Regions from separate parts of the Homo sapiens genome. Here region 2 is linked to region 1. Evidence: chromatin loops called from intact Hi-C (ENCODE). Cell type or tissue: mammary epithelial cell. All regions are shown on one strand. Links, peaks and the distances in the headings refer to the core of each region. The heading gives the core; the rest is flanking DNA.

Evidence for each region. A loop is a pair of places that touch in the nucleus more often than their neighbours do. Peaks named below come from ENCODE experiments on the same cell type or tissue, not always from the same donor. Only the 100,000 strongest peaks of a DNase experiment are listed, where the experiment ranks them.
Region 2: it touches region 1 in a loop (3-fold over the local background); 4 of 110 quality-filtered maps call a loop at or near these places.

What each region holds. Positions count from the first base shown.
Region 1 is chr4:99,700,766-99,717,271 of GRCh38, reverse strand. No RefSeq gene overlaps it. Among named protein-coding and RNA genes, the nearest start is that of C4orf54, 51 kb to the right of the region's middle. In mammary epithelial cell, for the core only: no CTCF peak of the experiment used is centred there; DNase peaks (open chromatin) are centred at 5,401 and 6,121; H3K27ac peaks cover 2,166 bases.
Region 2 is chr4:99,754,391-99,770,896 of GRCh38, reverse strand. No RefSeq gene overlaps it. Among named protein-coding and RNA genes, the nearest start is that of DAPP1, 54 kb to the left of the region's middle. In mammary epithelial cell, for the core only: no CTCF peak of the experiment used is centred there; a DNase peak (open chromatin) is centred at 6,916.

The DNA.
Region 1 (16,506 bases), core at 2,987-10,986:
TGAGCAAAGGTGTTTTGTTATGCAGGTAGTCTCTCAGGTGACAGTATAGGTGGTATAGTGACCTTTAGTCTTCTTTCCTATGAGTTAATCTTCCCTGTTCGATGGACTTTTAAGGCAGGAGCTCATGACAATTACATTCTTTTGCAAGAAACTTCCCTTAGTCAAATAAACAAACTTCAGGGAAAGCCCCTCCCTGCACTTGGAGGAGAAAGAGGGATGAGAGATAGGAGGGCAGAAGAGGATCAGAGACCTTGGTTCTTCTTTAGTTCAAAGTACTCAGCATGCCAAAGCACCATACTTTGGGGTATTATTTTCTGAGCCCCAACACTCCTTTGCAATTTACCCAAGTTTACATAGCTGGTTGGCAGCCAATACAGGCCTCCTGATTCCTTGTGCAGCACTGATATGCAAATAATATTAAATAAATCTATAAACAAATGTAGTTTTTAGTGAAGCAGGAAAATTTCCCCGACCCTTTTGTGGACCGGAACTAGAGTGTGAGCATGGGAACTAGCTGGCTGCTTCAGCGCTGGCAGGGGCAAACTCCACTCACTCAAACCCGCTGTGCTCAACTCCTTGCAGAAGGGAGCATGCAGGTGAGCAAGTGCAGGAGCCTGGGTGAGTGCTTTTGGCTGTTGGCAGGAATGAACTCTGTATAGGTCCTGTGGCAGCGTCTAGTGGGGGTGCCTGCAAACCCTGAAGCCCCAGAAGAGTGTTACAGTCAACGTCCTTTTAGTTTTGCCACCTGTGGACAGCTTAAGTGTTAACACCTCAGTGGAGGGTCAATGTGACAGTCTTTTGCACCCGCACCCGAGTTCTCATCCAGTATCCAGGAGGAATGAGGTCACATGAACAAATTTGAAGGATGGTAAATGTGGAGGATCTTATTGCCAATGAGAGTGGCACTCAGCGGGAAGGGGAGATGAAAAAGGGATGGAGCAGGAAGGTAATTTTCTCTTGGAGTCTGGCTGTCTCCAGCTGGACTCCTCTCTGAAGTTATGCCATCAAGCTGTCCCTCTGAAGTCAAGCTGCTTCTCTCTAACTGTAGCCTCCGACATCCATTGTTTCTCCTCTCTTCTGCTGGTGGAACCTGTGGTTTTTATGGACATAGCATGTGGGGCAGGGCAGGCCATGGGAGGTTTTGGAAAAGGTAACATTTGAGCAGGAAAACAGGAATGTATGTTCTCACTTTGGGCTGTGGTTCCAGGCTCCCAGGTGGCACCCTTGCCAGGGACCTGCCCCCTTCTGCCCAAAATTTCCCTGCCTCTTGTCCCTATCATTACTACTCTGCTTATTAAAAACAAGGACTTTACTTTTTCCTTCTGTTAGTTAGACTTTTTAATTTTTCTAGGAACAGAGAATATTGAACAGGATGAGTTCTTAAAAACCATCAATGCTTTGCTTGTTAACCCAGTTAATTAGGGCTCTGGAAAGGATATATACTGGCAGGATAACTAACCATCCCAGTTTGCCTGGAACTGAAGACTTTCCTGCAGTATGAGAGTTTCTAAAGCTGAGATAGTCTTAGTTTAGAAACAGAAATGGTTTTAGAAGCAGAAAAGGAAAGAAACCATCTTAGTGATCAGAGAGCCAGGCCTATGAAGGACTAGGTGATCAATTTGAATACAAACAATAGAGACTCCCAAGAGACTGATATGCAAATGGACAATGTCCAGACCATATATAAAAATAGAACTTTGATCCACAACTTGTAGAAACCTGCCCAGGAAACCAGCTCCTTATCTGCAATGAGCAACACAAGAAGCCATCCTGCTGTAAGTCAGACCTGCAGGAAGCCAGATTGCTATCTGTAGTGATGATCCAGGAAGCTAAACAGTAGCTGCTATAGCAATAGGCCCCAAATAGCCAGGACTTGATTAATAATTGACAGCATCCCTAATTTTGATCTCTGCTTCCAACCTAGGACCAGAGAAATCAGAATATATACCCCTAACTAATCACACAGGACAACCTGATTCTGGTTAGCCCACTTATAGCTTCCCCAGGCCAAAGCCTCCGATCAGTGCATGCCTGAAGCCTTCCCTTTTTTCCATTGTAAAGCTTTCCCACTTCTTTGCCTGCCTTTAAATCTCTGCCAAAACTCAAGGGATGATGCAGACTCTTCTGCTATAGCAAGCTCAGAATAAATAACCTTTGCTTTTCTCATTTGGTTGGTCTTTGTTTATTTCCACACTCCCGTAACTGCCCGATGGGTTCTTCCTGCTCACTACACAAATAAAATCAACTCACCAAGACCATGGCATTGCAGTAAAGAAAGAGTTTAATTGACATAAGGCCAGCAATGCCATGTGGGAGACTGAGTTATTACTCAAATGAATCCCTGAAGGCTCAGAGGTTAGAAATTTTTCAAAGATAGTTTTGTGGACAGGAGGCTAGGGTAGGAAGCATGCTGATTGGTTGGGTTGGAGTTGAAATCATAGAGAACCAAAGCTGTCCTCTTGTGCTGAGTCAGTTCTAGGGTGGGGGCCACAGGACTGGTTGGCACGTCTAGGTGGTGACATCTGGTTGTCAGAAACGCAAAAACCTGAAAAGACACCTCAAGAGGCCAATCTTTGTTCTACAACAGTTATGTTATCTTCAAGACTAATAGGGGAAATTGCAAATATTATGACCTCCAGAATAATGACTGAAAATTATTTAGAATTCAAGCCCCTCTCATCCTCCTAACTTGGTGCCATTTCATTAAGCTTTACAAGAACAGTTTAGTTTTTAGAAAGGTCTATTATTACATAAGCTATAAATTAAGTTTCTCCCAAAGTTAGCTTGGGCTATGCCCAGGAATGAGCGAAGGGAACCAGCCTGTGAGGCTAGAAGCAAAATGGAGTCAGCCACGTCAGATTTCTCTGACTGTCATACTTTGGCCAAGGTGGTTTCAATACATCAACAGGGCACATTGTTGACTCTCTGGTGTTCCAGGATTGCGGCGACTCAGCATTTTATCCTTACTGCTCTTATCTCTCCAGCTGCCATAGAAAATACCCTGTCATCCTTGTGTTCCCAAGGCTTCTGTTTGCTACCTTATTCCTGCCTCCTTCAGGTTCTCTTCTCCTCCACTAGCTGCATTTCTCCTAGAGCTAAACTCTCGAAGAGATAGAAAATCTGACTGCAATATGTATTGAGCACCTAGTGAGCATCCTTATTATGCATTGTTATGGCTCCAGCCAACTGGTGAACTGCAGGCCAGACTACAGATTGCTGCTTTTGGCTCAAAAGCCTGTTTTGAGGCAATTAGCTGTGCTCATCGTAACACCATCATATGGTTCAAAGCATGGCCGTTTATGCATAAAGTATCATTTCATTCAAAAGGTGTATGTGTACACTCCATGTATTCTCTACTTTTTTTCTTGTTTCCAAGAGCTCCTTTTCCCGGTATATCTGGAAATAAGAAGCTTTGAGTAAGTGCTCAATCTGATTTGGCAGACTTTTATCCCTGCCTTGTTACTACTGGGTTTTCTTGAATAGAATCTTACAAATCAGATTCCAAATGAACAATATGGCATTCTCTCACCTTACTGAATAGTCCTTTGCATACGAATAATTGTTATTAATTCATAATTCTATAAACTACTTTATTTTCAAAGGAATTTGAAACAAATAATGGCTACTTCCGATTCCATTTTTCATAAAGTTCTTCAAGATATTTAATCTTGAATTACTTGTATTCTCTTATTTGTCATGTATTTCTCATATTTTCTGAGCACCTAATAACTTTCGGGCACTATATGATTATCTATCTGTCATATAGTCTTATTTCCAAAGCAAAATTGTTATGCTTAAATCTTCAAATTACTTCACTGTAGTTAAATCGGTAGGGGAGTAGTCAGAGAAACAAGCATAATTTCAATAACAGAAGGTCACTAGGCTTAAGGGTTGCAGTTTTAGGATCTAATCTCCATTGCCCATGGAGATGAGAACTCCTATTTTGTGGCACACAACTAATCGAGATTACAGGAAGATGAGTTCCAGAGGCAAAGGGAAGTTGCTAGATTCTGTCTTAATCCCACAGCCACCCAATTCTCTTAATTTTTAACTTTGTAGTCACTAGACAAATAACTGTTCTTTTTTACAAATAGCTTTTCTAATGGGAAATACAACCTGTTGACCAGTTAAAATTAGAGTTTACTCTTCCTGGCAGTGGTGTTTCTCTCAGTGTGCTGATAACAAGTATTTCATTGTACAAATTTTTATTTCCTGAGTGTGATTTGCTTGTCTCAAGATCTTATCAAACTTGAAGGAAAGAAACTTAATCAGCCTAGAGGTCCTCTCTGACCAGAAAAGAGATGATACACCATGGAGTGGACATTCCTTTCATGTCTTTCTTTGGTGCTGAGTATAGATGCTAGGGCGTATAAACAAGTATGAATGACAGTAGTTGTCAACTCATTTCTGAAAGCAATTGGTATTGTGAGTTTATCCAAGGAAGACCCAGATAGCGCAGATCTTGGAATAAAGACAGGGCTGTGGCATTCTGCTATGAGAGCCAGATGGGTCAACACTCAGAAGCACAGGGCAGGTAATGGATGTGTGTGTGTGTGTGTGTGTGTGCACGTGTGTGTGTGTGTTCCAGCTATAGAGAGGTGTGTGGGCATGGGAAGTAGGAAAGGGGATTGGGAATGACTGGAATTGGGGGAAAAAGAGTTTTATTTTCAAAAGCCCAAATCCAGGTGTTGGGTTCAGAAAACAAGCCCAGGAAAAATGATTTCTTCAAAAACTAAGAACTGAGAAACAGACCCTAGCAAGCTTGGGACAATTAAGAAGGGCTTGCTGTTTCCATTCTGTATCACTTAGTATTCTGCACAAGGTATGGCCCTGTTTTGAGATTTCTATCATAAGTTAAATCCATTCTTATACCTTTTCTAAATCTTTCTGTAGGTTTGAGAAGCAGAGTAATGTTGAGGGCCACTGCTGTGTGCACAAAGCTGCAGCTTATGTAAATGCTCTATTCATCATTACTCAGCGATGGCAAAGGTAATCACTAATAACCTCTGCAGGTTTAAAACTTCTCACCAGCTGTCAAATGACCATAAAAAGTATAGTTGACATATCTGCACAGAAAAATTCCAGGCTGGATGAGGTTTACAATCCTTAGCTGCCCTGATTCTGTCCCACCTTTTTGCTTTGCTTTACCTTTTTGCTTTGCTCATCTTTTTGCTTTGCCCTACCACCGTCTTTCCAGCTTCCTTAGCTAGAATGGCCCCTGTCATCTGCACACCACATCCTTACTCATACACTGCACCTCTCATCCCAACCATGCTGCCACCATGTAGGAAAATTACTCTTACTTCACCTGAGCAGGTTAGTCTTTGACTCTAGCATAGAATTGGATGGCACAGAAAGCACAGCTTTTTTCCCCTTACCTGACTAAACCTCACCTCACGTGACTAAACCTAACCACATGTATCTTAGCTAGAAAGCATTACTCCACCTTAGTTCCTTCTTGTTCACACCCTGTCTACGTTTACTAGATTAAACAGATGTGGATTCATGCTGTTAAAATTATGGTAACAGTTTCATCCAGAATTGATTCTCAGAGTCCCAGGGTGCTCAGTCACTGTGTCTTCATTTCCACCCTACTCACTGTCCCTCAGGAAGAAAGCCATTTCTCAATGTGTTCTCAAGCTTTCTGTCTTGAGCCATCACCATCTCACTGACTTCATTCATGGTGGGCTCTATGGCATTGGGGCCCAAAATATTCAGCCTTATGCCCTCATTCATTTCACTCCAGCTTGTATAATTTACTTGATACTACATGTTTACTAGCTAGTGAGATACTAAGATTCATTTCACCCTCAAAATAAGCTCAGCTTCCTCATCTACTATTCCAAATTGGCATCAGGGCCAAATCTTATCATTATTTATCTGTCTCTGATGACAGATTCCATCCATTCTCATTTCAAATCTCTATCAGTTACTTCTGACTAGGAGAAACAGAATGTCTGTCTTTTCATTTTGGAATTGTCCATATGGGTTCCCTAAGTTCCTATTTCCTCTCTAAAAGATGCCTTTAAATCTTAGCTCATTTTCAGAACAAGGAGACTCTCAGTGAGTAACCAAACTTATGTCAGCAGCTCTACTCATTGCCCCAGGTTGTTCTAGGTGACTCACCCCTGAGGAAACTCTGAAATGTCATTTTCTAGTATCCTGTACCTGCACTACTTAGCAACAGCAAAACTATTTTATGCTGACTATAAGCACAACAGACACAGTTTCCATCAAGGGAAAAGAAGAGCTAGTAACTGACAAATTCAAAGTATCAATTACTCCCTAAGCTTAATATCAGAAAAAGCCCATAGTATCTATTTTGAAAGTGGTTTTCCTGGTCCACAAGACACACTAGTATGTCTCAATAGGATGTTTTTAAAATAATGTACTACATGTAAACTGCAGCTCAAAGAATGTAAACAATTGAAATCATCATACCATGATTCAGGAAAAGTAAGAAGTTATTTTAGAATAGACCTGATCTTTTTTTTTTTTCTTTGATGGAGCCTCACTCTGTCACCCAGACTGGATGGAGTGCAGTGGCACAATCTTGGCTCACTGCAACCTCCACCTCCCGGGTTCAAGCAATTCTCCTGCCTCAGCCTCCTGGGTAGCTGGGATTACAGGTGTGCACCACCACGTCCAGCTAATTTTTGTATTTTTAGTAGAGATGGAATTTCACCATGTTGGCCAGGCTGGTTATAATCTCCTGACCTCAAGTGATCTGTCCACCTCGGCCTCCCAAAGTGCTGGGATTACAGGTGTGAGCCACTGCTCCCAGCCTAGACCTAATCTTTACATTAGATTTTTGGCACACAATGCTGGTATCATTCAAACATTAAACTTCACTAAGTGTATAGGAATTTAATTCACTCACAAGCATTCTGTAAACTTTTAAGGTTTATGTATTTTTATGAAACATTTATTTCTATAGGTTCTTATGTTTTTGCAATTATTTTAATTAAAGTACATTCTGGATTTGCTATGTTATCTTATTAAGAAAAGATTAGAGAATCTACATTCTGATGAGTCAGCATAGCCAGTTGGCTAGTCAGAAGTGACTCTGTGTTCATCAGTATCAGCTGTGACAAGTATTTATGTCAAAGGGCAGCCATGAGCATTTGTGCAGGCATAATATTAATCAGGGGAAATATTAATCAGAGAAAATGTATAACATGCAAATGATGAGTGTAAGCCTTCTACTGAAAAATTACATGAGTAGTTCTCCAATTTCTGCTTCAATATATTATAGCTTCTTGGTAACACAAGCAGGATAATCCTTTAGTTCTATCAGAAATACAATTGCCTACCATGGTTTAACATTTGAATTTTCTTCTCAGGAAACGTTACGGCGTGAAGCAAACTGTATCGGAAGATGCAGCTCTACATCATGTCTTAGCCTCAGCAGAACAGTAGTCAACATGAGCTACTGAAGCTCAGACATGATATAATAGGGTTTAAGTTCTCTCTTCTTCTGTTCTTCTTCAAACTAAAGTAGATTACTTTCACTTTACTATTTTAAAAATTATATTTTATAATAAAGAAATATACCTCCATAAATGGTAATGGAACAAATGTTATCCACATTACAAAATTATTATTATTGGATCCCTACTACCTACCACAAACAAAAATCAGTCCTAAGTAGACTAAAGATTTAAGTGAGGAAGAGAAAATATAAACCTATAGAAGAAAATATAGTAGGATATCTTTAAAAATTGGAATAGGGTAGAATTTTTTAGACAAAAGTAATCCAAACCATGAAGGAAAAGATGAATGAATTCGACTACATTAAATATAAGGACACTTTCTTTTCCCCTCCCTCCTTTCTGTCCTTCCATAATAATGCTACCCAAAAACTATAGGGACCAGGGGCCTGAGCAAGGAAGGCACATCTTACAAAGGCAGCAGCATCTCACAGAGGTGTTGGGTGCTTTTATGAGATAGGAACATCCAGTTCTGTAGCAGCCCGGCAAGGTCAGTAGATTGCTTTCATATGAGGACTGACCAAATGTGAAAGCAGATTGAGAATAATGGGAGCAAGATTTCACAAAGTTGGAGAAAAAAGTTACAATTACAGAAAACAGGGAAAGCTAATATAAACCCCAAAGTTTTCAATATATGGAGGTCATAAAAATAAATATATTCATACATACGTAAGTGTGCATGTGTGTGTTGCTCTCTGCATGGCATATTGCTCATTTGGAAAATATTGCTTCACTGAGATATGCAGATCTTCCAAATTTGACACTTTTTATTGTATAATATCAAATAAACACATTCTTAATAAAGCCATTAATCAGAAAAGTCTTTATGTATTGGCAAACTGTTTCTTTACTGTGCAGATACAAGTTTTCTAAATTCTGAATTTGCCTAAAAGCTTAAAATGGAATTTTGTCATTGGCCATAAAGACTGCCTGGATTCTCTAGAGAATACACCTTCCAGTCCTTGCTAGATTGGAGCAGAGGTAGTCACTTAGCTATGAGGTGTGGGAGGCTACCTGGGAATCTACATGCTCTTTATACATACTTTTATCATTTCTCACTACATTTCTCACCATCTACTTCCACAGTAACTGGTGCATCCAATGCTTGGGACTCTCCTTGGTGCTGCTGTATGAAACAGCTTGCTATTTTTGAACATCTTCCTTTGCATCTTAGATGCTTACATTTCAGCTTTCTTTACTCTGCCTAGCCAACATCTCATCTTCCAAAAGTTTATTGACATACCTCATTTCCCGTAGTCTATTCTCTTTTTAAATTGTGGTTTTAGAATATTTTTATCTTTTATTGTTGTTTTAATAGGGTTTAGGGGAGGAAATAAATATTTGTGCTTAATCTGCCATGTTCAAGGCTCCTGCATTAAGAATGTAATTTTAAAATTTGTCTTTCTCACCTCTTCAAACAAAACCGTTCAAGCTTAGAGGATTCATGTCTTAGATTGCATTCATAATGTAAAGAATATCACCCATCTTTCTTCGATAGTGAAATTGTGAGACTTCTTAGTGGTACAGGTTGCGCATCACAAATCCCAAATCTGAAATGCTCCAAAATCTGAAACTTCTTGAGTGCTAACATGATGCTCCAAGGAAATACTCACTGAAGCATTTTGAATTTTAGATTTTCTGATTTGGGGTGCACAACTAGGATGTATAAAGCAAATATTACAATCTAAAAAAAATCAAAATCTGAAACATTTCTGGTTCTAAGCATTTTGGGTAAGAGATACTCAACCTGTAGAAGGCAATAGAGATGAGGAATGCTAACAGTCATTTTTATGTGTGCTAATTTTCCCTGTGGATTAAAGCTACTTTCTGGGTGTAAATTGTGGTTCAAATATTTTGCCCACTTTTAAATTGGGTTGCTTTTTTTAGTATTTCTATTCTGGGTACAACTTCTCTGTTAGCTATGGGTATGTAAATATTTTTCCCATATATGGTTTGCCTTTTCATTTTGTTAATAGTGTCTTGATGAATAAAAGTTTTAAATTTTAATGAAATCAAATTTATCTATTTTTCATATATAATTAGTACTTTTCGTGTCACCTCTAAGAAATCTTTGTCTCCCAAGGTTCCACAGATGTTCTCTTATGTTTTTCCTAGAAGCTTTATAATTTTTGCTTTTACATTTAGGCGTGTGATCCATCTTGAATTGATTTTTATGTATAATGTGTGGTTGAAGTTGAGGCTTATTTTTTTTCCATATATTTATTCCAGTTTTTCCAGCTCCATTTGTTTAAACAATTTTTCTTCACCTATTGAATTGTCTTGAAACCTTTATAGAAAATCAACTGACTCTGTATATAAGGGTTTATTTCCCAACTCTTAAATCTTTCCTATTTTTTGTCTATACTAATGATAATTCTAAATTTTTTAATTACTGTAGCTTTATCATAGGTCTTGAAATAAAATGTGAGTGCTCCAACTTTTTGTAGAATTATATTGTTGATTTCTATAAAAATGCTTCAGTGTTTTGATTGGGACTGGGTTTAACCTATAGATCAATTTGGGAAGAATAGACCTCTTAACAGTATTGTGTTTGTTGATCCATGAATATTCTATATCTCTCCTGAAATTCATTTAGATTTTTAAAATTTATTTCAGGAATGTTTATAATTTTAAGTATAGAGATCTTTTATATCTTTCATTAAATTTATTCTGAAATATTTTGTATGTTTGTTGCTATAATTTAAAAATATTTTCCAATTGTTTTCGGCAAGTACATAAAAAGAAAGTTAATTTTTTGGTATATTGATCTTATTTCTTATGACCTTTACAAATTCACTCACCAGTTCTAGTACTGTAGTTTTTAAAAATAGATTTCTGGCCAGGCACGGTGGCTCACATCTGTAATCCCAGCATTTTGGGAGGCCAAGGTGGGCAGATCATTTGTGGTCAGGAGTTCGAGGCCAGCCTGGCCAACATAGTGAACTCCATCTCTAGTAAGAATACAAAAATTAGCCGAGTGTGGTGGCATGCACCTGTAATCCCAGCTACTTGGGAGGCTGAGGCAGGAGAATTGCTCGAACCCGGGAGGTGGAGGTTGCAGTGAGCCAAGATCGCGCCACTGTACTCCAGCCTGGGCAACAGAGCAAGACCCTGTTTCAAAAATAAATAAGTAAGTAAACAAATAAAAATAAAAATAGATTTCTTCATGATTTCTAGATGAAAAATCATGTCATCTGGAAGATAAATATGGTTTTCATTTTTTCTTTCCAATTTATATATTATTTTATTTCCTTTCCTTGTCTTACTGGGGGGTTTCTCAACCTCAGTGCTATTGACATTTTGAGTCTGTCCTGTGCGTCCTAGAATGTTTAACAGCATCCCTGACCTCTACCCTGTAGGTAAGAGTAACATCGCCTTTTCCCCAGAGTTGTGAAAACCAAAAATGTCTCCTGGCATTGCAAAATAATCTCTTGCAGGGCAAAATCATCCTCCTGAGTACCACTGCCTTTTTGCATAGACTGGGACCCCCAATGACATGTTGAAGAGAAGTGGTATAAATGGACATTCTTGTGTTGCTTTCAATCTTAGAAGGAAAATATTCAGACTTTTGCTATTAAGTAAAATGTTGGCTGTGGGTTCTTGTTATATATGCCTTTTTATCAAATTGAGAAAGATTAATTCTAATCCTGGTTTACTGAGCTTTGTTTTTTGGTCATGAATGGATATTGGATATTGTGCAATGCTTTTACTGCGCGTATGGAGATGATCAAATGATTTTTCTCCTGTATTTTGTTAATATTGTGAGTTGCATTCTTGATTTTTGAATGTTAAACTAAACTTACACTTTACTTAGAGTGTATTATGCTTTTTACATATTGCTGAATTTCAGTTGAAAATATATTTAGGATTTTTGCACCAATATTCTTGAGAAGTATTGTTCTGTAATTTTCTCTATTTGCAGTATTTTTGTCAAGTTTTGGAACCGGGGTATGGTATCCTCAAAAAGTGAGTTGGGAAGCTGGCAAATTTGTAATGTAATTCTCTATTTTCTGAAAAAGCTTGTGTAATATTGGTATTATTGTTTGTTTACAGATTTAAGAGAACTCATCAGTGAGCCCATTTGAGTCATGATTTTTGTGTGTTTGGGAAGATTTCTAATTAGCAATTCAATTTCTTTATTAAATGAAGAGTTATTAAGATTTTTGATTTCTACTTGTGTTGATTTTGATAGTAATTGGTTTTGGCAGGGGTAATTTGTCCTTTTCATCGAATTTGTCCAATTATTAAATGGGTTCTTGATTGGATCCGTCTCATACTAATTTTGGTATATAATATTTATCATATGAACATATATTCATATTTATATACACAATTAAAATTAATTAGACCAAATAGGAAATCATCCTGGCTTTTCAGTCTTTGTAATGATGGTTAGTAAATAATCTGAACAAGGAAACTAAGTAAGTGTTCATTATTCTGGTTAATATATTTGTGTGTGGAAATAAGATATATTTTATACAAACTCCAAAGTGTGATTGATTGAAGGGAGTATAAAACCAGTTTCATATGAATTATTATTTTTTGTTTTTGTTTTTCATTTGTTTTTTATTATAGCCATCTCTTTTTAAATATACTTTAAGTTCTAGAATACATGTGCAGAATGTGCAGGTTTGTTACATAGGTATACATGTGCCATGGTGGTTTGCTGCACCCATCAACCTGTCATCTACATTAGATATTTCTCCTAATGCTATCTTGCCCCTTGCCCCCTGCCCCCCAACATGCCCCAGTGTGTAATGTTCCCTTCACTGTGCCCATACGTCCTCATTGTTCAATGCCCACTTATGAATGAGAACATGTGGCATTTGGTTTTCTGTTCCTGTGTTAGTTTGCCGAGAATGATGGTTTCCAGCTTCATCCATGTCCCTACAAAGGACATGAACTCATCCTTTTTTATGGCTGCATAGTATTCCATGGGGTATATGTGTCACCTTTTCTTTACCAAGTCTATCATTGATGGGCATTTGGGTTGATTGCAAGTCTTTGCTATTGTAAATAGTGCTGCAGTAAACATACATGTGCCTGTGTCTTTACAGAAGAATGATTTATAATCCTTTGTGTATATACCCAGTAATGGGATTGCTGGGTCAAGTGGTATTTCTGGTTCTAGATCCTTGAGGAATCACCACACTGTCTTCTACAGTGGCTGAACTAATTTACACTCACACCAACAGTGTAAAAGTGTTCCTATTTCTCCACATCCTCTCCAGCATCTGTTGTTTCCTGACTTTTTAATAATCGCCATTCTAACTGACGTGAGATGGTATCTCATTGTGGTTTTGATTCGCATTTCTCTAATGACCAGTGATGATGGGCTTTTTTCATATGTTTGTTGGCCACATAAATATCTTCTTTTGAGAATGTTCATATCCTTTGCCCACTTTTTGATGGGGCTTTTTGTTTTTTTCTTGTAAATTTGTTTAAGTTCATTGTAGATTCCGGGTATTAGTCCTTTGTCAGATGGATAGATTGCAAAAATTTTCTCCCATTCTGTAGGTTGCCTGTTTACTCTGATGATATTTTCTTTTGCTGTGCAGAAGCTCTTTAGTTTAATTAGATCCCATTTGTCAATTTTGGCTTTGTTGCCGTTGCTTTTGATGTTTTAGTCATGAAGTCTTTGCCCACGCCTATGTCCTAAATGGTATTGCCTAGGTTTTCCTCTAGGGTTTTTATGGTGTTAGGTCTTACATTTAAATCTTTAATTCATCTTAAGTTAATTTTTGTATAAGGTGTAAGGAAGGGGTCCAGTTTCAGTTTTCTGCATATGGCTAGCCAGTTTTCCCAACACCATTTATTAAATAGGGAATCCTTTCCCCATTTCTTGTTTTTGTCAGGTTTGTCAAAGATCAAATAGTTGATGTGTGGTGTTATTTCTGAAGCCTCTGCTCTATGCCATTGGTCTATATATCTGTTTTGGTACCAGTACCATGCTGTTTTGGTTACTGTGGCCTTGTAGTATAGTTTGAAGCTAAGTAGCGTGATGCCTCCAGCTTGGTTCTTTTTGCTTAGGATTGTCTTGGCTATACGGGCTCTTTTTTGGTTCCATATGAAATTTAAAGTAGTTTTTTCTAATTTTGTGAAGAAAGTCAATGGTAGCTTGATGGGGGTAGCACTGAGTCTATGAATTACTTTGGGCAGTATGGCCATTTTCACAATATTGATTCTTCCTATCCATGAGCATGGAATGTTTTTCCATTTATTTGCTCTCTTATTTCCTTGAGCAGTGGTTTGTAGTTCTCCTTGAAGAGGTCCTTCACATTTCTTGTAAGTTGTATTAATAGGTATTTTATTCTCTTTGTAGCGATTGTGAATGGGAGTTCACTCATGATTTGGCTCTCTGTTTTTCTGTTATTGGTGTATAGTGATAGTGATTTTTGCACATTGATTTTGTACCCTGAGAATTTGCTGAAGTTTCTTATCAGCTTAAGGAGTTTTTGGGCTGAGAGAATGGGGTTTTCTAAATATACAATCATGTCATCTGCAAACAGAGATAATTTGACTCCCTCTTTTTCTATTTGAATACCTTTATTTCTTTCTCTTGCCTGATTGCCCTGGTCAGAACTTCCAATACTACGTTGAATAGGAGTGGTAAGAGAGGGCATCCCTGTCTTGTGCCAGTTTTCAAAAGGAATGCTTCCAGCTTTTGCCCATTCAGTATGATATTGGCTGTGGGTTTGTCATAAATAGCTCTTATTATCTTGAGATATGTTCTGTCAATACCTATTTTATTGAGAGTTTTTAGCAGGAAGTGGTGTTGAATTTTATTGAAGGCCTTTTCTGCATCTATTGAGATAATAATGTGGTTTTTGTCATTTGTTTTGTTTATGTGATGGATTACCTTTACTGATTTTCGTATGTTGACTTAGCCTTGCATGCCAGGGATGAAGCTGACTTGATTGTGGTGGATAAGCTTTTTGATGTACTGCTGGATTTGGTTTGCCAATATTTTATTGAGGATTTTCGCATCTATGTTGATCAGGGATATTGGCCTGAAATTTTCTTTTTTTGCTGTCTCTGCCAGGTTTTGGTATCAGGATGATGATAGCCTCATTAAATGAGTTAGGGAGGAGTCCCTCTTTTTATATTATTTGGAATAGTTTCAGAAAGAAAGGTACCATCTCCTCTTTGTACCTCTGGTAGAATTTGGCTGTGAATCAGTATGGTCCTGGGTGTTTTTTGGTTGGTAGGCTATTAATTACTGCCTCAATTTCAGAACTTGTTATTGGTCTTTTCAGGGATTCGACTTCTTCCTGGTTTAGCCTTGGGAGGGTGTATGTGTTCAGGAGTTTATCCATTTCTTCTAGATTTTCTGGTTTATTTGTGTAGGGGTGTTTATAGTATCCTCCGATGGTAGTTAGTATTTCAGTGGGATCAGTGGTGATCTCCCCTTTATCATTTTTTATTGTATTTATTTGATTCTTCTCTCTTTTCTTATTTATTAGTCTGGCTAGCAGTCTATTTTGTTAATGTTTTCAAAAAACTAGCTCCTGGATTCACTGTTTTTCTTGAAGGGTTTTTTGTGTCTCTATTTCCTTAAGTTCTGCTCTGATCTTAGTTGTTTCTTGTCTTCTGCTAGCTGTTGAATTTGTTTGCTCTTGCTTCTCTAGTTTTTTCAATTGTGATGTTAGAATGTCGATTTTAGATCTTTCCCACTTTCTCCTGTGGGCATTAAGTGCTATAAATTTCCCTGTAAACACTGTTTTAGCTGTGTTCCAGAGATTCTGGTACATTGTGTCTTTGTTCTCATTGGGTTCAAATAACTTATTTATTTCTGCCTTAATTTTGTTATTTACCCAGTAGTCATACAGGGAGCAGGCTGTTCAGTTTCCATGTAGTTGTGCCATTTTGAGTGAGTTTCTTAACTCTGAGTTCTAATTTGATTGCACTTTGGTTGGAAAGACTGTTTTTTATGATTTCCGTTCTTTTGCATTTGCTGAGGAGTGTTTTACTTCCAATTATGTGGTTAATTTTAGAATAAGTGCTATGTGGTGCTGAGAATAATGTATATTCTGTTGATTTAGGGTGGAGAGTTCTGTAGATGTCTATTAGGTCTGCTTGGTCCAGAGCTGAGTTCAAGTCCTGAATATTCTTGATAATTTTCTGTCTCATTGATCTGTCTAACAGTGGGAGTGGGGTGTCCCACTATTATTGTGTGGGAGTCTAAGTCTCCTTGTAGGTCTCTAAGATCTTGCTTTATGAATCTGGGTGCTCCTGTATTGGGTGAACATATATTTAGGATAGTTAGCTCTTCTTGTTGAATTGATTCCTTTACCATTATGTAATGCCCTTCTTTGTCTTTTTTGATCTTTGTTGGTTTAAAGTCTGTTTTATCAAAGACTAGGATTGTAACCCTTGCTTTTTTTTTGTTTTCCATTTGCTTGGTAAATCCTTCTCCATCCCTTTATTTTGAGCCTATGTGTATCTTTTCACGTGAGATGCATCTCCTGAATACAGCACACCGATGGGTCTTGACTATTTATCCAATTTTCCAATCTGTGCCTTTAATTGGGGCATTTAGCCTGTTTACATTTAAGGTTAATATTGCTCTGTATGAATTTGATCCTGTCTTTATAATGTTAGCTGGTTATTTTGCCCATTAGTTGATGCAGTTTCTTCATAGTGTTGATAGTCTTTACATTTTGGGTTGTTTTTGCCATGGCTGGTACTGATTTTTCCTTTCCATATTTAGTGCTTCCTACAGGAGCTCTTGTAAGGCAGGCCTGGTGGTGACATAATCCCTTAGCATTTGCTTGCCTTTAAAGGATTTTATTTCTCCTTCACTTATGAAGCTTAGTTTGGCTTAATATGAAATTCTGGGTTGAAAATTCTTGTCTTTAAGTATGTTAAATTCTTCTCTTCTGGCTTGCAGCGTTTCTGCAGAGAGATCTGCTGTTAGTCTGATGGGCTTCCCTTTGTGAGTAACCTGACCTTTCCCTCAGGCTGCCCTTAACATTTTTTTCTTCATTTCTACCTTGGTGAATCTGACAATTATGTG
Region 2 (16,506 bases), core at 3,528-11,527, 53 kb before region 1:
ACAAAAAGACAGCAGTAACCTCTGCAGACTTAAATGTCCCTGTCTGACAGCTTTGAAGAGAGCAGTGGTTCTCCCAGCACACAGCTGGAGATCTGAGAACGGGCAGACTGCCTCCTCAAGTGGGTCCCTGACCCCTGACTCCCGAGCAGCCTAACTGGGAGGCACCCCCCGGCAGGGGAAGACTGACACCTCACACGGCCAGGTACTCCAACAGACCTGCAGCTGAGGGTTCTCTCTGTTAGAAGGAAAACTAACAAACAGAAAGGACATCCACACCAAAAACCCATCTGTACATCACCATCATCAAAGACCAAAAGTAGATAAAACCACAAAGATGGGGAAAAAACAGAGCAGAAAAACTGGAAACTCTAAAAAGCAGAGCGCCTCTCCTCTTCCAAAGGAATGCGGTTCCTCACCAGCAATGGAACAAAGCTGGATGGAGAATGACTTTGACGAGCTGAGAGAAGAAGGCTTCAGACGATCAAATTACTCTGAGCTATGGGAGGACATTCAAACCAAAGGCAAAGAAGTTGAAAACTTTGAAAAAAATTTAGAAGAATGTATAACTAGAATAACCAATACAGAGAAGTGCTTAAAGGAGCTGATGGAGCTGAAAACCAAGGCTCGAGAACCACGTGAAGAATGCAGAAGCCTCAGGAGCCGATGCGATCAACTGGAAGAAAGGGTATCAGCGATGGAAGATGAAATGAATGAAATGAAGTGAGAAGGGAAGTTTAGAGAAAAAAGAATAAAAAGAAATGAGCAAAGCCCCCAAGAAATATGGGACTATGTGAAAAGACCAAATCTACGCCTGATTGGTGTACCTGAAAGTGACGGGGAGAATGGAACCAAGTTGGAAAACACTCTGCAGGATATTATTCAGGAGAACTTCCCCAATCTAGCAAGGCAGGCCAACATTCAGATTCAGGAAACACAGAGAATGCCATGAAGATACTCCTCGAGAAGAGCAACTCCAAGACACATAATTGTCAGATTCACCAAAGTTGAAATGAAGGAAAAAATGTTAAGGGCAGCCAGAGAGAAAGGTTGGGTTACCCTCAAAGGGAAGCCCATCAGACTAATAGCGGATGTCTCAGCAGAAACCGTACAAGCCAGAAGAGAGTGGAGGCCAATATTCAACATTCTTAAAGAAAAGAATTTTCAACCCAGAAATTCATATCCAGCCAAACTAAGCTTCATAAGTGAAGGAGAAATAAAATACTTTACAGAGAAGCAAATGCTGAGAGATTCTGTCACCACCAGGCCTGCCCTAAAAGAGTTCCTGAAGGAAGCGCTAAACATGGAAAGGAACAACCGGTACCAGCCACTGCAAAATCATGCCAAAATACAAAGACCATCCAGACTAGGAAGAAACTGCATCAACTAATGAGCAAAATAACCAGCTAACATCATAATGACAGGATCAAATTCACACATAACAATATTAACTTTAAATGTAAATGGACTAAATGCTCCAATTAAAAGACACAGACTGGCAAATTGGATAAAGAGTCAAGACCCATCAGTGTGCTGTATTCAGGAAACCCATCTCACGTGCAGAGACACACATAGGCTCAAAATAAAAGGATGGAGGAAGATCTACCAAGCAAATGGAAAACAAAAAAAGGCAGGGGTTGCAATCCTAGTCTCTGATAAAACAGACTTTAAACCAACAAAGATCAAAAGAGACAAAGAAGGCCATTACATACTGGTAAAGGGATCAATTCAACAAGAAGAGCTAACTATCCTAAATATATATGCACCCAATACAGGAGCACCCAAATTCATAAAGCAAGTCCTGAGTGACCTACAAAGAGACTTAGACTCCCACACATTAATAATGGGAGACTTCAACACCCCACTGTCAACATTAGACAGATCAACGAGACAGAAAGTCAACAAGGATACCCAGGAACTGAACTCAGCTCTGCACCAAGCAGACCTAATGGACATCTAAAGACCTCTCCACCCCAAATCAACAGAATATACATTTTTTTCAGCACCACACCACACCTATACCAAAATTGACCACATACTTGGAAGTAAAGCTCTCCTCAGCAAATGTAAAAGAACAGAAATTATAACAAACTATCTCTCAGACCACAGTGCAATCAAACTAGAACTCAGGATTAAGAATCTCACTCAAAACCGCTCAACTACATGGAAACTGAACAACCTGCTCCTGAATGACTACTGGGTACATAACGAAATGAAGGCAGCAATAAAGATGTTCTTTGAAACCAACGAGAACAAAGACACAACATACCAGAATCTCTGGGATGCCTTCAAAGCAGTGTGTAGAGGGAAATTTATAGCACTAAATGCCCACAAGAGAAAGCAGGAAAGATCCAAAATTGACACCCTAACATCACAATTAAAAGAACTAGAAAAGCAAGAGCAAACACATTCAAAAGCTAGCAGGAGGCAAGAAATAACTAAAATCAGAGCAGAACTGAAGGAAATACAGACACAAAAAACCCTTCAAAAAATTAATGAATCCAGGAGCTGGTTTTTTGAAAGGATCAACAAAATTGATAGACCGCTAGCAAGACTAATAAAGAAAAAAAGAGAGAAGAATCAAATAGACACAATAAAAAATGATAAAGGGGATATCACCACCGATCCCACAGAAATACAAACTACCATCAGAGAATACTACAAACACCTCTATGCAAATAAACTAGAAAATCTAGAAGAAATGGATAAATTCCTCCACACATACACTCTCCCAAGACTAAACCAGGAAGAAGTTGAATCTCCGAATAGACCAATAACAGGATCTGAAATTGTGGCAATAATCAATAGCTTACCAACCAAAAAGAGTCCAGGACCAGATGGATTCACAGCCGAAGTTTACCAGAGGTACCAGGAGGAACTGGTACCATTCCTTCTGAAACTATTCCAATCAATAGAAAAAGAGGGAATCCTCCCTAACTCATTTTATGAGGCCAGCATCATCCTGATACCAAAGCCGGGCAGAGACACAACAAAAAAGAGAATTTTAGACCAATATCCTTGATGAACATTGATGCGAAAATCCTCAATAAAATACTGGCAAAACGAATCCAGCAGCACATCAAAAAGCTTATCCATCATGATCAAGTAGGCTTCATCCCTGGGATGCAAGGGTGGTTCAATATACACAAATCAATAAATGGAATCCAGCATATAAACGGAACCAAATAAAAAAACACAGGATTATCTCAATAGATGCAGAAAAGGCCTTTGACAAAATTCAACAACGCTTCATGCTAAAAACTCTCAATAAATTAGGTATTGATGGGACATATTTCAAAATAATAAGAGCTATCTATGACAAACCCACAGCCAATATCATACTGAATGGGCAAAAACTGGAAGCATTCCCTTTGAAAACTGGCACAGGACAGAGATGACTTCTCTCACCACTCCTATTCAACATAGTGTTGGAAGTTCTGGCCAGGGCAATTAGGCAGGAGAAGGAAATAAAGGGTATTCAATTAGGAAAAGAGGAAGTCAAATTGTCCCTGTTTGCAGATGACATGATTTTATATCTAGAAAACCCCATTGTCTCAGCCCAAAATCTCCTTAAGCTGATAAGCAACTTCAGCAAAGTCTCAGGATACAAAATCAATGTACAAAAATCACAAGCATTCTTATACACTAACAATAGACAAACAGAGAGCCAAATCATGAGTGAACTCCCATTCACAATTGCTTCAAAGAGAATAAAATACCTAGGAATCCAACTTACAAGGGATGTGAAGGACCTCTTCAAGGAGAACTACAAACTACTGCTCAAGGAAATAAAAGAGGATAGAAACAAATGGAAGAACATTCCATGCTCATGGGTAGGAAGAATCAATATGGTGAAAATGGCCATACTGCCCAAGGTAATTTACGGATTCAATGCCATCCCCATCAAGCTACCAATGATTTTCTTCACAGAATTGGAAAAAACTACTTCAAAGTTCATATGGAACCAAAAAAGAGCCCACATCGCCAAGTCAATCCTAAGCCAAAAGAACAAAGCTGGAGGCATCACACCACCTGACTTCAAACTGTACTACAAGGCTACAGTAACCAAAACAGCATGGTACTGGTACCAAAACAGAGATATAGATCAATGGAACAGAACAGAGCCCTCAGAAATAACACCACATATCTACAACTATCTGATCTTTGACAAAACTGAGAAAAACAAGCAATGGGGAAAGGCTTCCCTATTTAATAAATGGTGCTGGGAAAACTGGCTAGCCATATGTAGAAAGCTGAAATTTGATCCCTTCCTTACACCTTATACAAAAATCAATTCAAGATGGATTAAAGACTTAAACATTAGACCAAAAACCATAAAAACCCTAGTAGAAGAAAACCTAGGCATTACCATTCAGGACATAGGCATGGGCAAGGACTTCATGTCTAAAACACCAAAAGCAATGGCAACAAAAGCCAAAATTGACAAATGGGATCTAACTAAACTAAAGAGCTTCTGCACAGCAAAAGAAACTACCATCAGAGTGAACAGGCAACCCACAAAACGGGAGAAAATTTTCACAACCTGCTCATCTGACAAAGGGCTAATATCCAGAATCTACAATGAACCCAAACAAATTTACAAGAAAAAAACAAACAACCCCATCAAAAAGTGGGCGAAGGACATGAACAGACACTTCTCAAAAGAAGACATTTATGCAGCCAAAAAACACATGAAAAAATGCTCACTATCACTGGCCATCAGAGAAATGCAAATCAAAACCACAGTGAGATACCATCTCACACCAGTTAGAATGGCAATCATTAAAAAGTCAGGAAACAACAGGTGCTGGAGAGGATGTGGAGAAATAGGAACACTTTTATACTGTTGGTGGGACTGTAAACTAGTTCAACCATTGTGGAAGTCAGTGTGGCGATTCCTCAGGGATCTAGAACTAGAAATACCATTTGACCCAGCCATCCCATTACTGGGTATATACCCAAAGGACTATATAAATCATGCTGCTATAAAGACACATGGACATGTATGTTTATTGCAGCATTATTCACAATAGCAAAGACTTGGAACCAACCCAAATGTCCAACAATGATAGACTGGATTAAGAAAATGTGGCACATATACACCATGGAATACTATGCACCCATAAAAAATGATGAGTTCATGTCCTTTGTAGGGACATGGATGAAATTGGAAATCATCATTCTCAGTAAACTATTGCAAGAACAAAAAACCAAACACCGCATATTCTCACTCATAGGTGGGAATTGAACAATGAGAACACATGGACACAGGAAGGGGAACATCACACTCTGGGGACTGTTGTGGGGTGGGGGGAGGGGGGAGGGATAGCATTGGGAGATATACCTAATGCTAGATGATGAGTTAGTGGGTGCAGCGCACCAGCATGGCACATGTATACATATGTAACTAACCTGCACATTGTGCACATGTACCCTAAAACTTAAAGTATAATAAAAAATAAAAAAAAAAGTAAGAAAATTATTCTCTTGAACTAGGTGGGCCCAGTGTAATCACAAGGGTCCTTACAAATGAAAGAGGAAGTCAGAAGACAGACCAGAGAGATGGCTGCATCAGAAGGTTGGGCTGGCTTTGAAAACAGAGGAAGGGGCCATGAGCCAAGGAATGCAGGCAGCCTCTAGCAACTGGAAGGACAAAGAAACAGATTCTCCCCTAGAGCCTCTAGAAAGAAATGCATCTTTGCTGACATCTGGATTTTAACCCAGTGAAACTCAGTTTGGATTTCCTGACTATATTAGTCCATTTTGCATTGCTATAAAGGAATACTGCATGAGGGTCAGTAATTTATAATGAAAAGAGGTTTATGTTGGGCCCACATTTCTGCAGACTGCACAAGACGCATAATGACAACATTCGCTTCTGGTGGGCCTCAGGAAGCTTTTCCTCATGGCTGAAGGCAAAGGGGAAGCAGGCATCACATGGCAAGAGAAGGAGCGAGAAAGATGTCAGGCTTTTCTAAACAAACAGCTCTCACATGAGCTAACAGAGTGAGAACTCACTCATTACTGTGAGGAAAGCGTCAAGCCATTCTTGAGGGATCAACCCCATTACCCAAACACCATTCACTAGGCCCCATATTCAACACTGGGGGTCAAGTTTCAACATGAGATTTGGAGAGGACAAATTCTAAACCATATCACTAATGACAGCATTGTAAGATAACAAACTGGTGCTGTTTGAAGCCACCATATTAGTGGTAATTTGTTACAACAACTATGGGTGTATTAGTCCTTTTTCACACTGCTATAAAGAAATACCTGAGACTGAGTAATTTATAAAGGAAATAGGTTTAATTGGCTCACAGTTCCATATGGCTGGGGAGGTCTTAGGAAACTTACAATCACGGCAGAAGGCGAAGGGGAAGCAAGCACCTTTTTCACAAGGCAGCAAGAGAGAGAAGAGCAAAGGAGGAGCTTCTAAACACTTAAAAAACCATCAGATTTCGTGAGAACTCACTGTCATGAGAACAGCATGGATGAAACCGCATGATCCAATCACTTCCCTCCCTTGACATATGGGAATTACAAATCGAGATAAGATTTGGGTAGGGACACAGAGCCAAACCGTGTCAATGGGAAACAAGTGCACCTACTATCCAGGGACAACCACTAGTATAGGTAAACATTTTAATGTATGTATATATATATATATTTATGTGTGTATGATTTTTGCATAAACAGATTTTTTGAAAGCAGAATTCTTTAAGAGACTGCTTTGGAAGCAGGAAAAGTAGAGAGAGAAGGGAAATAATGCAAGTTAGGGTTCAGTTAGCAGTCAAATAATATAGCAGCAGTGTCAAAATAGTTGACGTCTGCAATGGCCTGAGTCAGCCAGGGCACACATAGAAAAATGCTGTGAATGGTACTCAGAAGATCTGCAATAGGGTTCACTAGGATGACTCACACTTCAGAAACAAATTTGCCAGAATTAGTTGCTAAAAGGTTGAGTCACTCATGACAGTATGCCAGCTGGCAAAAAGAGTGCCACTTTTAAGTTGAATAAAGCTGAGGTTAAAGATGCAAAAATTATCTCATGTGGTAGGACACTTTCTCCCTCCAGTGCACTGTCCTTCCTCACCTGCCAGACCATTCACCATTTCCACCTATGGGTCTGGGTGCAGTGATGTTTAAGCAAACCCGAGTTCTCCCTTTCTTTGCTTTAATCCCTTTTCAAGGCTATCAGTTCACACGATGTCATTCTGGGCACCAGGCTGTAGGAGTCTATCTCTGAACTTAACCTGGCTAGTATATATTATGGCTTCTTCTTAGGGTCTCTTCCATTTTCTCTCCTTGAGGCTGAATCCTCCTTTCTAGATCTGCACCATTTTTCATGCCCACCTTCTGACAGATTCACACAATAACAACAGCATCTCTTGGAACCCTAGATTTATTTTGCCATTCAGGCAATGAGCTTTTAGGTTCCTTTTTACACAGGTCAAGCTCCCATGGGATGCTGAGAATCTTGGGTACAGACATGATCAGTCCAATGATGCAAGGACAGTGGCAGTCTTTTCACTTAAGCAAAAGAAAATTAGACTTTGGAAGCTGCTGATGTTTTAAACATCGTTCCAAGAGGTTTCAAGACGAACTTGCTGCAAAGCTGCAAAGAACAGCAGAGGCCATGGCATGGATGCTGCAGAGGTTCAAGACAGCAGTGGGGAAGTAACAAATGTGCCAAAGGATGGGGTGGGAAGACACTTACGATGTTCAGGACTATAGAAGAAACTTGAACAGACAAATATAATTTTCTCCTTAAGAACACCCATGATATAATGTGCCTGAGAAGATGCCAATGATGGGGTCTTGTATCCTAGTGCCAGCTGGTGGGGAAACCAATCAAGTGACTAGCAGAGAGAGATAAAGATCCCAGGAAAGATATTTAAGAGACACTCTTGTGACGGTGATTGGAAGGTGCTGCCAGTGCTTAGTTATAAGTAGCTGACATCCTTCTGGCAGTAAATTTTTAAAAGTACAGCAAAGAAGCGGTATAATTATAGCTCACTGTTGAGTGCTTACCACCTGCCAGACACTGGGTTAAGTGCTTTATATACATGATTTTATTTTTTATTATTTGTTTTGGGAGATGGGGTCTCGGTCTGTCACCCAGGCTGGAGTGCAGTGGCACAATCTCAGCTCACTGCAAACTCTGCCTCCTGGTTTCAAGTGATTCTCATGCCTCAGCCTCCCGAGTAGCTGGGATTACAGATATGCACCACAACACCTGGCTATTTTTGTATTTTTAGTAGAGACAGGGTTTCACCATGTTGGTTAGGCTGGTCTTGAATTCCTGACCTCAAGTGATCTGCCCACCTTGGCCTCCCAAAGTGCTGGGTTTACAGGCGTGAGCTACTGTGCCTGGCCCACATGATTTTATTTAGTATACCTTATTATAGCAGCCCTATGAGGGATATTGTTGTAAACAGAATTCTAAGATGGCGTCCTTGGTCTCTGCCCTATAACAATAGGTCCTGCATTATCTCCTCCCCAAGAGTGCAGGTGGAACCTGTGATTTGCTTCAAACCAACAGAATATGTCAATCCCTCAGTGATCCTTGTTCATTTCCTTCATGGTGCTTAGGACAATCCAAACAATAATCATTTACTTCCCATTGCTCCATGAGAACTTGGATGATCCCTGTTTTGTTCATTGTTGGATCTGTAGTGGTAACACACTTGTGCCTGGCATTTACCAGCAGCTCAACAAACACATAATTTATCAGATGAATGAATTAAGGGAGATCCCCTGTTCATATAATGTAAAGAAATAAAGAAGCAGAACTATAGGAAGGGATGGACTTGAGGATGAAGCTTTTGCTCAGGAAATTGACATGCTCAGATGGCAGCCATCCATGGGAGACTCACACTGCCTATTGCTGGCCAGCAATGAAGTGTTCAGGGCCAATAGCAAACTTTTGACCAAAAGGTGGAGAGAGGCTGGAGGAAAGCCAACAATACTGGGTCTCTGAATAAAAGTTGTCTAGGTGTGGGCAAATTGAAGAAGGAAGGAAGACAGAATCACAATTGTGTCAATAATGTTATTGATTGAGTGGAAACACAGCAGTCAGAAACAGGTAAAAGTTCCAAAGGAAGATCCAACAGAATGGATAAGACACACTCTTGAAAAGAGAAGATTCTGGTAGATGAAAAGAAAATAATGAAGACTTGGGGATACTGCAATTATAGGAAACTGCTATCATATATCTATGGAAAGTTTTGGTAATTGGGAAGTGTAAAAATATTACAATTAAATAAATTTGGGTATTATTAATTTGCATATTTACATAAATGTTTTCATAGAAACCTATGAAATAACATATATAAAAGAACTTTAGAAAAGCAAAAAAGCAATTGCAATGAAAGCCAAAATTGACAAATGGGATTTAATTAAACTGTAGAGCTTGTGCACAGCAAAAGAAACTATCATCAGAGTAAACAGGCAACCTACAGAATGGGAGAAAATGGAGAAATTCAAATCAAAGCCACAATGAGATACCATCTCACAACAGTTAGAATGGCAATCATTAAAAAGTCAGGAAACAACAGATGCTGGTGAGGTTGTGGAGAAACAGGAACGCTTTTACACTGCTGGGAGTGTAAGTTAGTTCAACCATTGTAGAAGACAGTGTGGCGATTCCTCAAGAATCTAGAACCAGATATAACATTTAACCCAGCAATCCCATTACTGGGTATATATTCAAAGGATTATAAATGATTCTACTATAAAGACACATGCACACATATGTTTATTGCAGCACTATTCATAATAACAAAGTGTTGGAACCAACTCAAATGCATATCAATGATAGACTGGATAAGGAAACTGTGGCACATATACAATATGGAATACTATGTACCCATAAAAAAGGATGAGTTCACACCATTTGCAGGGATGTGGAAGAAGCTGGAAGCCATCATTCTCAGAAAACTAACACAGGAACAGAAAACCAAACACCACATGTTCTCACTCATAAGTGGGAGTTGAACAATGAGGACACATGGACACAGGGAGGGGAACATCACACACCGAGGCCTGTCACGGGGTTGGGGGCTAGGGGAGGGATAGCATTAGGACAAATACCTAATACATACGGGGCTTAAAACCTAGATGACAGGTTGATAGGTGCAGCAAACCACCATGGCACATGTACCTATGTAACAAACCTGCACATTCTGCATATGTATCCCAGAACTTAAAGTAAAATAAAATAAAAAAGCAACATATAAATGTAAGCAATTTTTTTCTTTATAATCGCAGCAGTGAGAAAATCATTAATGCAAGCATCCCCTTGGAGAGACAAAGTACTAAAGCTAGGCAAGCCTTGAGACACAGAGTTCTTTTCCTCACCAAAATACCAAGAACAAAGGAACAAAATGTTCAGGAGAGGAGCCGCTCTGTAGAAGTAAGATGAGTAAAATAAAGTTGCCAGTTGTTAACATATTGCTTGCATTATTTTTTTGAATCGTAACTTTCCTAGTATTTCCTGTATCAACTTTTATACTTTAGTGCTTAGTTCTTTCTCAGATGTACTTCATAACTACTCAAGAAAGACTTAATTACATGACATGAGGCTCTTAAAACAGTTCCTAGCACATAGTAAGCAACTCCATACGTATTTGATAAGTAAGTGCATGATTCTAAACATTCACCTCAAGTCTGAATTTCATCTTCTATGTGGTTTTCTTTATCATACTTAAACTCAACAGGGTTAAAATATGAAATGAAACAAATGATTCACAAAAAGACTGGGAATGGGTGTATTAAGTGGGTTGGTACATTTATAAAAAAGAGTTAAATGACTCATCTTACAAATTTTTTTCTCTTCTTCACACTCTTCTTCCCCCACTTCATATGATCTATAAATATATCTGAACACTGGGAATTTTACCCTAACACTTTTAAAGACTTCAGCAGAAAGCTCGTATTTCTCTATAAAAATAACCCTTTCCTTTTCATTTGTGACTAATCACTTCCCCCAATCATCCTTAAAAGAAGCATGACAAAAAAGTGCTTAAAATTCATGTTTCTATGTTCTATTTATTGCTCTGAAAATACAGGATATCTGTCGAGGAATGTGGAGTTTAGTTTTCAATTTGCTTTGTCAGCATATGGACCAGCACTGAATTTATGTTTCTTCAATTCCAGATCTCTAATGGACTGAATTTATGTTTCTTCAATTCCAGATCTCTAACGGACCACACTAAAATTCCTTCTGGTGAACTGTGGGAAATTTTCCACTTCCCAGTTGGTGCTGCTTGAACTTCATTTAGAACTCTGTGATATGTGCCTCCTGCCTTGTGTTTCTTTCTCTGCCCAAATGTGGAAGACCGGATGGCACAGAGGGGGAGGACACAGAGGCGGGACTGCAAGTGCCTGCACCTGTTGGAAATGGCAGGTCCTGTGCTTTCTTCCCTGCCCCTCATGCCTCATGTCCATCTCTTCAGCTCTCAGGGCTGAAGGTTCTGCATTCTTTTTTCCTAGCTTGTTTCTGGCCCCAGTTCTTACATGTTGTCCACTAATAGGAGTGATGCATGAATGAAAAGCGATGAGGAGGGGGTGGGAGCCATGGGCTGGGTGGGATCCAGGCATATAGGGGGCTGTAAAGAGGGTACAATCTGACCTGGAGCAGATGTTATACCTCTGTGAGCCATCCTGGTGGCTCTACATTAGGGAACTGATTTTTCAACCCATATCACTGTGGGAGAGAGGGTGCACAGTACTTCACATTTAAAAATAAAATTTGTCTTTAAAAATATCTATTTTATTTTATTTTTTTGAGACAGAATCTCCTTCTGTTGCCCAGGTTGGAGTGTGGTGGTGTGATCACAGCTCACGGCAGCCTTCACCTCCCGGGCTCAAGCAATCATCTCGCCACTGCCTCCTGAGTAGCTTGGACCACAGGCATGCACCACCACATCCAGCTAATTTTTAAATTATTTATAGAGATGGGTCTTGCTATATTGCTCAGGCTGGTCTCAAACTCCTGAGCTCAAGTGATCCTTCTGCATTAGCCTCCCAAAGGGCTGAGATTACAGGCATGAGCCACCATGCTTGACCCTAAAACTGGTCTTTGAATTAGGGAAGAACAACTAGTAACAGGATAATTAGTTTTTAAAAAAAACTAAAATTCAACGTTTTACCTCACACAGATGGGATAAAGGGAGTTTTAAATTTATTTCAGGGCTAATAGCCACAATTTAAAAAATACTAAAAACTACACATTGTTCAATAGTGAAAGAAAGTTGTTATGAGATTTGTTTTGGATGGGCACATATCCAGTTCACTTTCTGGCACGTTGATTACTAATTCTCCTTTTTAAAAACAAAGACAGCAGGGTCTATATCCCAAGACTTGGGTTCCAGCCTGAGCAGCTTGTCAGACATTATTCAAACTCTTTGGACCTCAGCTTTTCTCATTTGTAAAATAAAAGATTTAGTTCAAATGAGGGGTCGGCAACCTTTTTCTTTAAAAGAAAGATGGCAAATATTTTAGGCCCTGAGGTTCATATAGTCCATGTAACAACTCAGCTCTGCTGTTGTGCTGTGAAAGCAGAGGTAGACAATAAGAAAACAAGTGGTATACATGGATTGAAACATCACCCTGTACACCATAAATATGTACAATTATTATATGTCAAATAAAAATAAAAGAAAACTTTTAAAAACTCATTTAAAAAATTCAAAAATTCAGTCATTTAAATGACTGACCAAAATGATGAATCATTAGGCCAGGTGTGGTGGCTCATGCCTGTAATCCCAGCACTTTGGGAGGCTGATGCGAGCAGATTGCTTGAGCTCAGGAGTACAAGACCAGCCTGGCCAACAAGGTAAAACCCCATCTAAAAATACAAAACTTAGCCTGGCATGGTGGCACACGCCTGTAATCCCAGCTACTCAGGAGGCTGAGGTGGGAGGATCGCTTGAACCCAGGAGAGGGGGGTTGCAGTGAGTCAAGATCGCACCACTGCACTCCAGCCTAGGGGACAGTGAGACCTTGCCTCAATAAAAAGAAAAAAAAAAGTCATCAAAAAATTCAAATGATTAACAAATGTGAAAAAAAAAAAACAAATGAATATGGCAGTGTTCTGATACAATTTTATTCACAAAAACAGGTACGGGGCTGGATTTGGTGTGCAGGAGGTAGTTTTCTGACCACTCTAGAGAGGTCTAGATCACTTGTCTTTCAACTGTTTTCCTCAGAGATTGCTGGGGCTGCCTTAGGAAGAAAAAGGAGTAGGGAGCCTGAGCACATGGGATTGTGCAGTTCTCGCCTCCATTTCAATCAAAGCACTTCTTTTTCATATTTTGGACTTCTAAGATTTTTTTTTAAAGGTTTTTCATTTGAAAAGCATGTAAAAAATATTGTCTTTAAAGTCCCCTTGAAAATTGTATGCTTCTGGCCGGAAACGGTGGCTCTCACCTGTAATCCCAGCACTTTGGGAGGCTAAGGCTGGCAGATCACGAGGTCAATCTTGATCGAGACCATCCTGGCCAACATTGTGAAACCCTGTCTCTACTAAAAATACAAAAATTAGCTAGGCATGGGGGTGCACGCCTGTAGTCTCAGCTACACGGGAGGATGAGCCAGGAGAATCATTTGAACCAGGGAAGCGGAGGTTGCAGTGAGCGTAGATCGTGCCACACTGCACTCCAGCCTGGGAACAGAGCGAGACTCCGTCTCAAAAAGAAAAAAATCCTATGCTTCTAGGCAGTGTCAGCCACTCATGCTTTTGACCGCCTGCTTCCCACCCTCCTGCTTTACCCGCGCTTCACCCTGATGATATTGCGGCTGCTGTGTTTCCTTTTCTGGTCCAGAATTCTCCATGGATTAGACCCCTATATTCCAATTTCTTTCTGGACAACTCTCTGGATTTTCCGCAACTACATCATAATCAATATGTCAAAAATACTCATTATTTTAAACTCTAAAGCTGCTCCTTTTCTCTTTTTTCATCTGAGTTAATGGCTCCAGCTTCCCTCTAGTCACACAAACAGAAACCTGGGACTTAACTCTTTTCTCTCCACTGAGAACCAGCCCCCGGTTCTGACAGGTTTTATCTTGTGATCACATGTTCTAATCTGTTCCCTCCTCTGTGTTAGTGCCTTCATCCTGATGTAGGCCTCCATCTCTCATCTGGGCGGTTCCCAAATGAGAGAAAAGGAGAGAGAGAAACTGGTGACAGGAATAAACTGGTCTTTGCCACCTTCTCAGTGTGTGAGAATGATCTGTCTAAAATGCAGCACTGAGCTGGAAACTCGCCTGATTAAAATGCTTCATTAGTTTTTTATTCTATGCAAGATAAATCTCAAGTTCCTTAACCTGGAATTAGTATAAAAGTTGTCCATGACCAACTTCACTGGTTAGAACCACATGAAATAGCCATTTCTCTAGGTCAAAATGGCTGACTGTAATAATGGTTTATGGTTAACCTAAAACTTTTCTGGTGTCATCTCCTACCATTCCCTAACTCATACTTCATACACGGGAAGAGGGGGACGGGATGGGGGTGGTGACGGGGGAGGGGGAAATTCCTTTGCTGAAACTGAGATCCGCATCTTGACTGACCTCATTAATTTCTATACATCTTTCTCACCTTAGTTCTGGTGGACATTTCCTTCAGATCTCCAAAGTGCTTCCTGAGAAAATGTTCCCTCTCTGTATTCCCAAAGTAACCACTGCAAAAGACAGCCATAGTACTTAGGCATTGCGTTGAAATTGTCAAATGATCTGTTTGTGTCCCAGCCATCTGCCCAGACCTTCAGGAATTTGGAAGCATCTTTGCCTCCCCTCTGCCTGGCACAATGGATTTAGTCTATTGAACTACACTTAATAGACTGGATCAAAGCTATCAAGGTGTCCCCCAATTCTTAGCAAATAACTATCACTAATAAACTGCTTTTGGATTTCACAGTTGTGTTTGAATTTCAGAACTCTTTGGTGGATTTGAGACTGACCAGTGTTTTTATGTGCTGATAAATGTGATTTGAAGCATGAAGCATTAACTAAATGAATATTCAGCTTTGAGAATTCAAGAATAAATTAAGCCAAAGGCTTGTACTTTTAGTCATAAGATTTATATCAGAATAAATGATTTGAGTAAAGGATTTCTGGAGTTGTGCTGTGGGAGAAAAACATTTTTATAGTATGAGTAATGCAAACTTTCATTTTCAAGTTCTCTGAATGTGCAAAATTGCTTTTCTTCATTACATACAGATCTGCATAGATGAAGATGTGATATTTCAGCCCTCCTCCCCCACAAAAAACATACTGAGAAGATTGTAGGCAAATAGTAACTTTAGTTTAGATAAAAAATAATTCTCAGTCATAATTATAACAACCCAGCTGTGAAACTATATATGGCGTGGGAACAGACATATATATTGGGCTGTTGGGGGAGGTGAACAAACTTTTATTCATGCAGGGATGGAATGTTCCCAGATAAAGCTCTCCTGCCTGGTGGAGAGGTAGACAACAAACAAGCCAGTAAGCAATGTCAGCTAATGGGTCACATAGTTGTGTGGGGCTCCTGGAGTAAAGAGCCCAAAGAGGGAGGCAGCCCGCTGCAAACAGGTGATGGCTGTACATATTCAAAGAACTGGAGTGAAACAATAAAAAATAGCAGGCTTATATGGGAGGTAAATATTGAGCACCTCTCCTAGATACTGTGCCAACTGGAGGGCTCTCACAAAGAAAGCCTCACTGTGGCATCCTCCCCTGTCCTTTAAATGCCACACACAGCTGTTAAGCCATCTTGCTCACCAGTATGTGTTAGGAGCCTCATCCCCAGCGCAGCACTAGGCATATAGCAATTAGCAAAGGTTTTTTGACAGTCAAAACTCTCCCACAGGGAGAGGGAAAACTGAAGACCAAGAAGGACACAAGCCTGTGCAGAAGCTACATGAGCATACCAAGGTTGCAACATATCCTGTGCTCAGAAAGGGCTTTATATCCTGGATATTGAAGCAACATGTGTGGAGGATGTGTACAGGATTTCATGGCTATCATAATCAGTGTAAAATCTAAATACAGTGAATACCATGTTTTTCTCCTCTTCTTCCTCCCCCCCGCCCTTCCCTCTTGCTCCAGAGCTGTGTGGCTTATCAGAGAAAGCAAGGTGACTTTTCTAAATGCAGTTGTGTGGAGTCTTATTTTACTGCCACACCTGGTTCCATGTCCATATGAAACCGCATGTATTCCCATTTTCCTTTATCTTCACTTTGAGTACTTTTAAGTGTCTGGGTTACTCTCCATTTTCCTTTTTGGCTCTCAGCCATCATTCTCATAATGATCTCTAATGGCTTTCTCTGGGCCTTGACCAGAGATTTTTTTTTTTTTTTTTTTTTTTTTTTTTTTGTCCCCTGTGGTATTTCCAACCAGAGCTTTTTTCTAAGGAGATTATATATATATATATATATATATACTCTCTGCTTCTTGTAATAATGGTGATGATGGTGTGTGTTGTTTAGCCAACATTTACTGAGTATTATTACATGC